2 separate regions of the Homo sapiens genome follow, and region 2 is linked to region 1. The links are chromatin contacts, found by Hi-C or POLR2A ChIA-PET in ENCODE. All regions are on one chromosome and are shown on one strand. Each heading gives the region's core, a stretch centred on a gene start or an enhancer-like site at or near the end of the contact. The rest is flanking DNA. Distances are from core to core; before and after follow the strand shown. Region 1 holds the start of ACSS1 (acyl-CoA synthetase short chain family member 1). Region 2 holds the start of BCL2L1-AS1 (BCL2L1 antisense RNA 1).

What was found. A loop is a pair of places that touch in the nucleus more often than their neighbours do. ChIA-PET counts read pairs that join two places held with the same protein, here RNA polymerase II (POLR2A). Pooled maps may share reads with other maps.
Region 2: a loop to region 1 is called in a pooled map, with 3 times the contacts of the local background. The contact joins the promoter of BCL2L1-AS1 here to the promoter of ACSS1 in region 1. A Hi-C loop is called at or near these places in 2 of 50 pooled maps. POLR2A ChIA-PET finds 5 or more read pairs at or near these places in 2 of 52 experiments (OCI-LY7 and naive thymus-derived CD8-positive, alpha-beta T cell).

Annotation. Positions count from the first base shown.
Region 1 is chr20:25,056,629-25,061,107 of GRCh38, forward strand. ACSS1 (acyl-CoA synthetase short chain family member 1) reads right to left here and starts at 1,511. Exons shown (of 14, transcript NM_032501.4): 1 at 1,141-1,511. The coding sequence starts at 1,474. RefSeq lists enhancers at 607-736, 1,387-1,992 and silencers at 837-1,106, 1,237-1,766.
Region 2 is chr20:31,673,303-31,677,442 of GRCh38, forward strand. BCL2L1-AS1 (BCL2L1 antisense RNA 1) reads left to right here and starts at 1,806. Exons shown (of 4, transcript NR_187576.1): 1 at 1,806-1,913. All of the region lies in intron 2 of BCL2L1 (BCL2 like 1), which reads right to left. LOC124904883 (a long non-coding RNA gene) reads left to right here. Exons shown (of 3, transcript XR_007067559.1): 3 at 882-945. RefSeq lists enhancers at 433-3,777, 1,592-1,641, 1,662-1,711, 2,044-2,338, 2,309-2,408 and 1 more and a cis regulatory region at 2,709-2,726.

The sequences.
Region 1 (4,479 bases), core at 261-2,760:
TGCCCCCATCCTCACAATGAGGAGACTGAGGGCTGGGGGGGCAGAACAACAAGGACAACTGAGGGAGGAGTTGGAGAAAATGGGGCCCTGGTGACCCTGCCATAAAGACCCGCAGGTCCTTTCTTAAACACTCCCAAATCCAGCAAGCTGGTTATGACCACCCTTCTGGTCTGCATCCCTCTGATCAACACCGTGTCTGCCAGCCCCTCCCCGCAGGCCCCACACCCAGGCCCACCCTGCATCCGGAGCCCACCTCGCACTTGGCACCCACCCTGCGTGGCCAGCCCTGCCTGCAGTTCAGGGCCTCCCCCTCGGTGCCCAGTCAGCGCCTTAGGTGGGGGCGAGGGTGCTGTGTACGACCCCCAGCCCCAAATCTTAGCAGAGCAGCAGGGCCTCTGCTCAGCAAGTTCCAAACAACTGACCACCAGTCAACTGTTTGGGGCCGACGTCAGACCCCGCGGGTCCAAAGCAGGCCCCAGGTCGCTGGGGTGCAGTTCTCTGAGGCCGAGAACGAGAACGGGGAGGCCGCCGTTACTTCCTTCCCGTCCACAGGCCCCAGGCCCCAGGCCCGCAGCGAAGAAATAACTGGTTCCAGCTGCCACGCCGAGTTTCCTCCTCCCCAGGTCGCCCGCCACAGCTCTGTTTGTTTACGTGGGCAGGGCTTGTCCCCAGGCTGATCCCCGGGCACCGCAGCCCGCAGTGACAACCGCCACCGCTTTGTTTTTCCCTCCACCCCGGTATGGGAACGGGAAAGTCCCGACTCCGGGGCGCTCGGGTGTAGCCCGCGGCTCCCCGCCGGCTCTTGCTCAGCGGCGCTATGCACCCGGTAACGCAACTCTGGAGTCCGCCGAGCGAGGAGCCGCGCCGAGCAAGGCCAGCAGCGGGGCGTCCCAAGCGGCCGCCGGGTCCCCGCGGGCGCCGGCCCGAGCTGGGCACGTGGATCTGGGGCCCGATGGGATGAGGGACGGGGTGACGTGGAGCCACTGCTTAGAGCGGGCGGGGCGGACGGAATACCGGAGGAGGGGCCCCTGCAGGGCTGCGATCCGCGCTGCCCGGGGACGGCTGCCGCTGGCGAGAGGCTCCGAGTCCCCTCGGGACCCAAGAGTTGGGGGCGTCCTGGGTCTCCCGAAGCCCACTCACCAGAGACATTTAACTGGCCTCCCAGGAACCAGCCGATCTTGCCAGTGCTGAAGTCGCAGTCCCAGACGGTGTGGTAGGGGGTGTCCCACACGAGAGTGTCCCGCGCCAGAGGCCCCCAGAAGGCGGCCGGCTCCCGGGCTGCCTGTGCACTCAGCGCGGGATACGAGCCTGGCTGTGCTGCTGCTGCTGCAACTGCGGGAGCGCTGCCCGAGGGTCCCGAGGCCGCCCTGCGCGGCGCGCTCACCCCGCACGGCGGCCGCGCGGGCTGCCCCGAGAGCCCTCGCAGGCTGCCCAGCAGCCTCCCGACGCCGCGGCCCAGGGTGCGCGCCGCCATCTAGGCAGGCTACCTGAGCTCTCTGTGCTCCCAGAGTGGGTGCCTCACGCCCGGGGCGCCCCGTGGAGTCTCCGCGGGCCCCGCCCCTGCTCCGCCCTTCCGCCACCATCCATTCCTCCAGGGCCCCCTCCCGGAGCCCGCCCGGGTCCCACCCCTTCTTCTGCTGCCCGGGAGAGGGGGGGCCGCTTAGGAAGAGGGGAGCAGCGTGGGGAAGGGGTGCAGGGGAGCGCGGGGCGGAGCAGGGTCCCAGGCCCTGGCCCAGGCGCTGCGCTCCGGTGAGTCTGCGGTCCCACCCGGATGTTCCTCGAGTCGGCCTGTTTTGGTTTCAGTTTGCACGCTCTCCTGCAAGCCCCGACAGCTTCTTCGAGCTGCCAGAGGCACGTGCGGCCCAGGACCCCAGGACGCAGGCTCAGGGCCTGGGGCGAGGGGACCCTCTGGGATGGGGAGGAGCCGGGAGGGAGCCGGCACCAACGTTAAGGGGGCTGGTGCACCCAAGCGCACTGGTGGGTCCCAAGACAATAGGTCGGTCAGTTCCGCATCTCAGAGGCTGAAGCCAAGGTTTTCATGCCTTTGTGCGCCCCTGAGAGTGAACCCCACCCCTGGAGTCTCAGCAGCACGCGAAAGGGGCTGGCGCCTTTCTAGGCTCCCGCCTAGAAGCCAGGAGGCTGCGCAAGCCTGAGTCCGTGTTCTGGGTCCCATGCTCCAGCCCCCCAGCTGCCGGCCTCCGTCCTGGCGGGGGTCACGTCCTGCTGGGGGTCGGTGGTGGGTGATATGGGGCGATGAGGACTTTCTCCAGTTGCTGCAGCATCTGTAGCCTGAGTTCAAACTCTGTGACCTTGAGCAAGTTCCTTAACTTCTCGGTGCCTCGTTTTCCTTTTGGGGAAGACGGAAGTAATGTCTCCCTGGGGGGCGGGGACGGCGGGGGTGGGCAGCTGCAGTAAGGAATACATTGGACAATGTCTGTCAAGCGTCTACCCTTGCGTGGCCCCATAGTAAGCTCAGTAGTGGGGATGATGTTTTTGCAGCTGTGGAGCCAGGAAGGACAGAAGGAAACGTATAAAACTGGTCTCCACCGAGTTCTTAAATATTCTGACACCCAAGAAGTAAATTCATAACAAACGGGTAAACACAGGGAAGAGAGATTTTGGAAAACTGGTTTATTGAGTTCTCTGTGATGGGAAAGTTTCTTTCCCTTGAGCTGTAGGGCTTGCAGAGGGGAGGAGCCTGCCATTGGAGGAGCCTCTGCGTGGGCTAGCCACCAGCCCCTGCTGGGGAATGCTGCTGTCTGCCAGAGAAGACAGGAGTGTACCTAGAGCTGGAGAATCAGTGACATCTACTAGCATAACACATGCCCTGCACAGTGCTAGCGCTTGACCTGCATTTTCTCCTTTATTTATTTATGATACTTTTTTAGAGATAGGGCCTGTAGCCCAGGCTGGAGTGCAATGGTTCCCATCACAGCTCACTACAGCCTGGAACTCCTGAGCTCAAGCGATCCTCCTGACTCGGCCTCCTGAGTATCTGGAACTACAAGCGTGTGCCACGGCACCCGACTAGTCTACTTAATTTGAAACTTATCTAGTGCTGTCCATTCCCACCAACTGTCAAACTCCAGGTGGAAAAAATGAGGAAACTGAGCCCAAATAAATAAAAGGACTTACTAAAGAGCATGCAGCTGGCTAAGGGAAGAGCAAGACTAACACCCAGTGCCCCCAGTGGGGAGCTCGTTGGCCTAAGTTCATTTGAATAGAATATTAAAGACACCCAGTACAGGGCACTGAGAGGCAGAGGTCAGTGAGTAGTAAAATTGTAAACTGAGAAAGCTCCTAACTGTGGCAGGGGGTCCCAAAGACGGCCACCAACTCTTCCTTCCCACGCCTGCACCGCCTGCACATGATGGTGTGCTGCTCTGTCCAGAGGAGGACCCTGGCTGGCTGGATTGCTTTGGCCAGTACAGCCTGGTGGGAGGGATGCTGTGACAGTTCCATGTGGAGGTCCTGAGAGACCCCGTAGCCCCAGCTTATCCTCCCATGGAACCCAGCTGCGAGCTGTGAGGAAGCGGGGCTGGCCTTCCAGAGGAAGGGACCCAGGGCGAGGATGAAGCTGTCCCATCCACAGCCAGGACCAACTCCCAGACAAGAATGACGCCAATGTGGAGGCTCCTGTCCCAGCCAAGGCAGCCTCATGAGTCACCCCAGATAACACCTGGGATGCAAAGGAACCTCCCAGTCCACTTACAGAATTGTAGAAGGAATAAATTTAAGCCACTAAATTTTGGGATGGTTTGTAACTCAGCAGTGGTAACTGATACAACAACTGAGGCTGAAAAATGCATGGTTCTTTCACTCACTGACTATTGCCTCTCAGTGCCCTGTACTGGGTGCCTTTCTTCTCTCTGCCTTCCAAGTGTTGAAGTGCCCAGGAGCTCAGCCCTCAAATCCCCCTTTCTCCCCTGCCCCCTAGGAAACAGCAGCCAGCTCTCTAGCCTCTCACTTTCATATTGACACCTCCCGCCTGGACCTTTCCTCCACATCTCAGTCCTGTATTCAAATGTCTCATTCACATCTGAAACATACCAAGTCCTGGGATTCTTCCCCACAACACGGATCTTCCATGTCAGTGAATGGAAATGGCATTTTCCTGTTGTTTGGGCTCATACCCTTGTCATCCTAGATTCCTCCCCCTCACACTCCACATGCAGCCTGTCAGCAAATCCTGTGACTCACCTTCAGAACACCTGCAGCACTAACCTCTTCCCCCATCACCATCCCCTCCTGCTACCATCCTAACCATACCTATCTCTTTTAGGATTATTCAGTAGGCTTCAAATTGCTTTCACCCTTGCCCCTGACAGCCTAACCAGCAGCCAGTGCAATTCCTTTAAAACAAGAGTCAGAGGAACTTGCTCTGGAGCTTGGAACAATCCAAAGGCTCCCCAGTCTCCTCAAAACAAAGACCACATCATTCCCTGGCCCACAGGCCATAGCCTCACTACTTAACGTGTG
Region 2 (4,140 bases), core at 556-3,055, 6.6 Mb after region 1:
ACCTCAGGTGATCCACCTTCCTTGGCCTCCCAAAGTGCTAGGATTAAAGACATGAGCCACCGCACCCAGCCCTTACTTGTTAACAGTAATAAAATACTTTAGGAGCTGAGGCAGGAGGATTGCTTGAGCCCAGGAGTCTGAGACCAGCCTGGGCAACACAGGAGGACCCTGTCTCTACAAAAAAATTAAAAAAAAAAAAAAAATTAGCTGGGTGTGGTGGTATGCATCTATGGTCTCAGCAACTCAGGATGCTGAGGAGGATCTTTGAGCCTGGGAGGTCAGGGCTGCATTGAATCATGTTTGGGGCCACTGTACTCCAGCCTGGGCAACAGAGTGAGACCCTGTCTCAAAAAAACAAAAGATAAAAGCAAAGAAACAAAAAACTATTATTATGACAGCTGACCATTACCAAACATTTCAGTGTTTCACCTGTGCTGGGCACTGAGCTATAAAGCAGTCTATGCACACTAGGCCATATTTCCCAATTACATGTACAATCATCATATTCACTTGAGAGATTATTTTTTGTCCTGTCTCCCCCACTTGACTGTGTGTGGCTCTGTCACCTGTATCTCTAGAACCTGGTGTGCTATACTTGGAACACAGCAGATGCCATTCTAAATAAATCTATTTTAGAAGAACAAATGAATGCTTTCATTTGATCCTCATAACATTTATCAATAGCCCCATTTTACATATGTGAAAATGGAGGCTCCAGAATTTACCCAAGATCCCTATCTAGGAAGTGGCAAGAGTAGGATCTGTCTGAGTTCTGGCCTCACACCATTCTTTTTCTTTTAATCTATCCAAGATAGTACTTCATTCACACTCATTCTGATGTCCAATCTTGCCATCTTAGACCCTGCTATCTCTACCCACAGAAAACCTGACTTCCTTAGTGACTTCAGCAGCAGCGCACACTTCCTGAGCACATACTCTGTAAGGTACTCTTCTTGGTTTTTTTGTAGATTAGTTCATTAGTTGTCTCTACACTCTGTCAGTGGGTACTACCATTAACCCATATAGCTGATGGATATGTGGCCCACAGATGATCTGTGAATTGCTCAAGGCCATGTAGTGAGCTGGTGACCTAACTGGGATGCCTACACCAGCAATCTGGTTCAGTGCCTTTACTCCTAACGTTGATGCAGTACTCTGCTCAGTTTCTAAAGGACAATCATGGGCCAGGTCCATGTACTTCTGTGGCTGAGGAAGGCCTTCATTCTAAGTCCAGGTAACCTGAGGCTCAGAGATACTGAGACCTAGCTAAAGTGGATAAGTGGCAGCTAGCTGTGATGGCTCACACCTGTAATCCCAGCATCTTTGAGAGTTCAAGGTGGGCAGACTGTTTGAGCTCAGGAGTTCGAGACCAGCCAGGGCAATATGGTGGGACCCCCATCTCTATAAGAAAAATCTTAGAAATTTAGCTGAGTGTGTTGGCATGCACCTATAGTCCCAGCTACTCAGGAGACTGAAGTGGGAGAATTGCTTGAGGCTGGGAGGTTGAAACTGCAGTGAGCTGTGACAGCACCACTGCACTCCAGCCAGGGCGACAGAATGAGACCCCGTCTCAAAAAAAAAAAAAAAAAAAGGGAAGCCATTTTTAAGCCCCAGTATGTTTGGCAGCAAACCCCATATTCTGAGCCAGGGCCATGGCCCTGGGTCTGTCAAGGAGGGTAAAGTAGCCTGAGGCCATCAGCTGAATGAATAAGCACTGGCTCCTGCCAGCTGAGGGGAACTGGTGCCACAGGAAAAGGATGTGACGAAGACCAGGAGGGAAAGTGAAACCCTTCCGTCCTGGCTTCAGTGAGGAACAAGCATGCCTGTGCCAGACGAACCCTTCCTTCCTCTTGGGTGACTCTGGAGGGCCCAGGCCCATTGCTTCCTTCCTGCTTGGTTATTTCAGGAAAGAGGTAGGTGGAGAAGAGGAAGAGGCTACTAGCAGCCAGGAAAAGTGCCAGGGACACCAGAACTGTACCTTGTTCTGTCCTTCTCACATCCCTGCATTGGCAGGCTGTGAGTCACCTGCAGAGTCACCTTATGCTCCTGGCCTCAGTTTCCCTGAGGGAGAGGCTGATAAATGTGTGCTGAATAGACAAACATGGCCTTGCTAGAAGATCGCTGGGAGATGGTAGGAAGGGGGTAGGGCAAACGGAGAGGCCTTATCACTCTTTTGGCAGGGAGTTGCAGGCGGAGACTCGGAAGAAGTGAGGTTTGTGGTTGGAATCCACTTCCTCTGGTTTTCCCAGGGGAGCTGTTGGCTCCCGAGATGTGAGAAGAACATGGCCTTTCTCCTCTCCCCCACGGAAACATAGGCCTGGAGGTGGGCAACTTGGAGAAGCAGCTCAGTGGAGGCAGGGCAAAGAGAGGGGTGGCAAGACTGTGTTGGGGTCAACACCTCAGTCCAGCCGGCCCAGGTATGGGTGGGTGCCACAGCAAGCCTTTTGGCTTCTGAGCCTCAGTTTCTCCTGCCTTGACCTCCCTAGCAGTAGTGGTGAGATCAGGGGGTGTCATAGAGGGCTCAAGCCATCTGGGCTATAGGGAATATTTGGTGGTATCCTCACAACAAACTTCATGTTTATCTTCCTCCAACTCTGACCTGTTCAATTCAGCTGCCAGCCTCTCCTCCTCCACCTCCTCCCCCACCATTAGTTCTAAGAAGCTGTGCCTGACAGATGCACTTGCATTTCTCAGAAAAGGAAGCGGTTGTGCCGGGAGGAGATAACACCTCCGCTGGGGAATCGAGAAAGCTATCAGGCCTAGCAGTGCGAGTGTGGGCTCTCCATCTCTCTGGCTCAGAACCAGGGTGATGGGCTTGGGGGCAAAGAGAGAGAATTCAGAAAAGCATTTACTGGGGGCAGAGATGCTCATTTGGGGGCTCATAACCTCCTTCCCTGGAACCGATGGAGATAAAACAGCTGATGTTTACTAAGTACCAGGCATGGTGCTAAGTGCTTCGTGTGTAAAGAATTTGCTTAATCCTCACAATAATCCCACCGAGTACATGCTGTTATTACTCTCCAGCTTACAGATGAGGAAACAGAGGCAGAGAGGATAAATCACCCTCCCAAGGTCACAGAGGCCACAAGTGGTAGAGTTGGGATTTGAATACAGGCAGTCTGTCTCCAGAGTCCAAACATTTAACTGTTCCTGGGTGGCTGCTATGTGCTCATATAGGCTCATCCCCTGGGATTCCGATGCCTCCCGTCATCTCAACTCTCTCATTTCAACCCTGGTGACTCCCTATTCTTTCGTAAGTAGATGGCCACAGCCCTCCATTCTTCTCCCAGTGTCCAGGGTGAGAAAAACCAATACTCACCCTTGGAACAGAGTCGGAGACTCCAGGGACCTTACAGCATGCCCATCCAACCTTCCATGTAATACTCAAGCTCACCACGAACACCCCCATTTCACAGACAGGGTTCAGAAGGGTGGAGTGCTGAAGTCCCACAGTGGGTCTGTTTCATTCTGATGGTCCACACCCATGGGAGTTGGTAGTCATCTCGAGGGCATTCTCTCCTTATGCACTTATGGAGAGCTCCCTCCTTCCTGGGTGGGACATTTCATCTTCGGACAGCCCCGTTGGAAAACTCTTCCCTGTCAGGGAGCTGATGCTCGTCTCCCTCTGTCTCCCTTGACTGGCTGGTCTTAGTTCTGCTCTCTCTCCGCTGCTGCTCTCCTGCTCTCCTCCAAGTATCAGTTGTCTCATTTGTGAAATGGAAGTGCTATCTGGATAAAGGCAATTAATTTCTACTTCTCTACCAAGCTGGGCTGCCAGAGCACAGAGCAGGCAGAGAACCAATAAGTCTTGCAAACTAGATTAAGATATTTTGCTTTTGACCTCATCTGTAAAATGCGGATTAAAAAAATCCTTATTTAATTTTTTTTTTTTTTTTTGAGACAGAGTCTCACTCTGTCGCCCAGGCTGGAGTGCAGTGGCACAATCTTGGCTCACTGCAACCTCTGCCTCCCACGTTCAAGTGATTCTTCTGCCTCAGCCTCCCAAGTAATTGGGACTACAGGCATGCACCACCATGCCTGGCTAATTTTTTTGTATTTTTAGTAGAGACTGGATTTCACCATGTTGGTCAGGCTGGTCTCAAACTCCTGACCTCAAATGATCCACCCACCTCGGCCCCC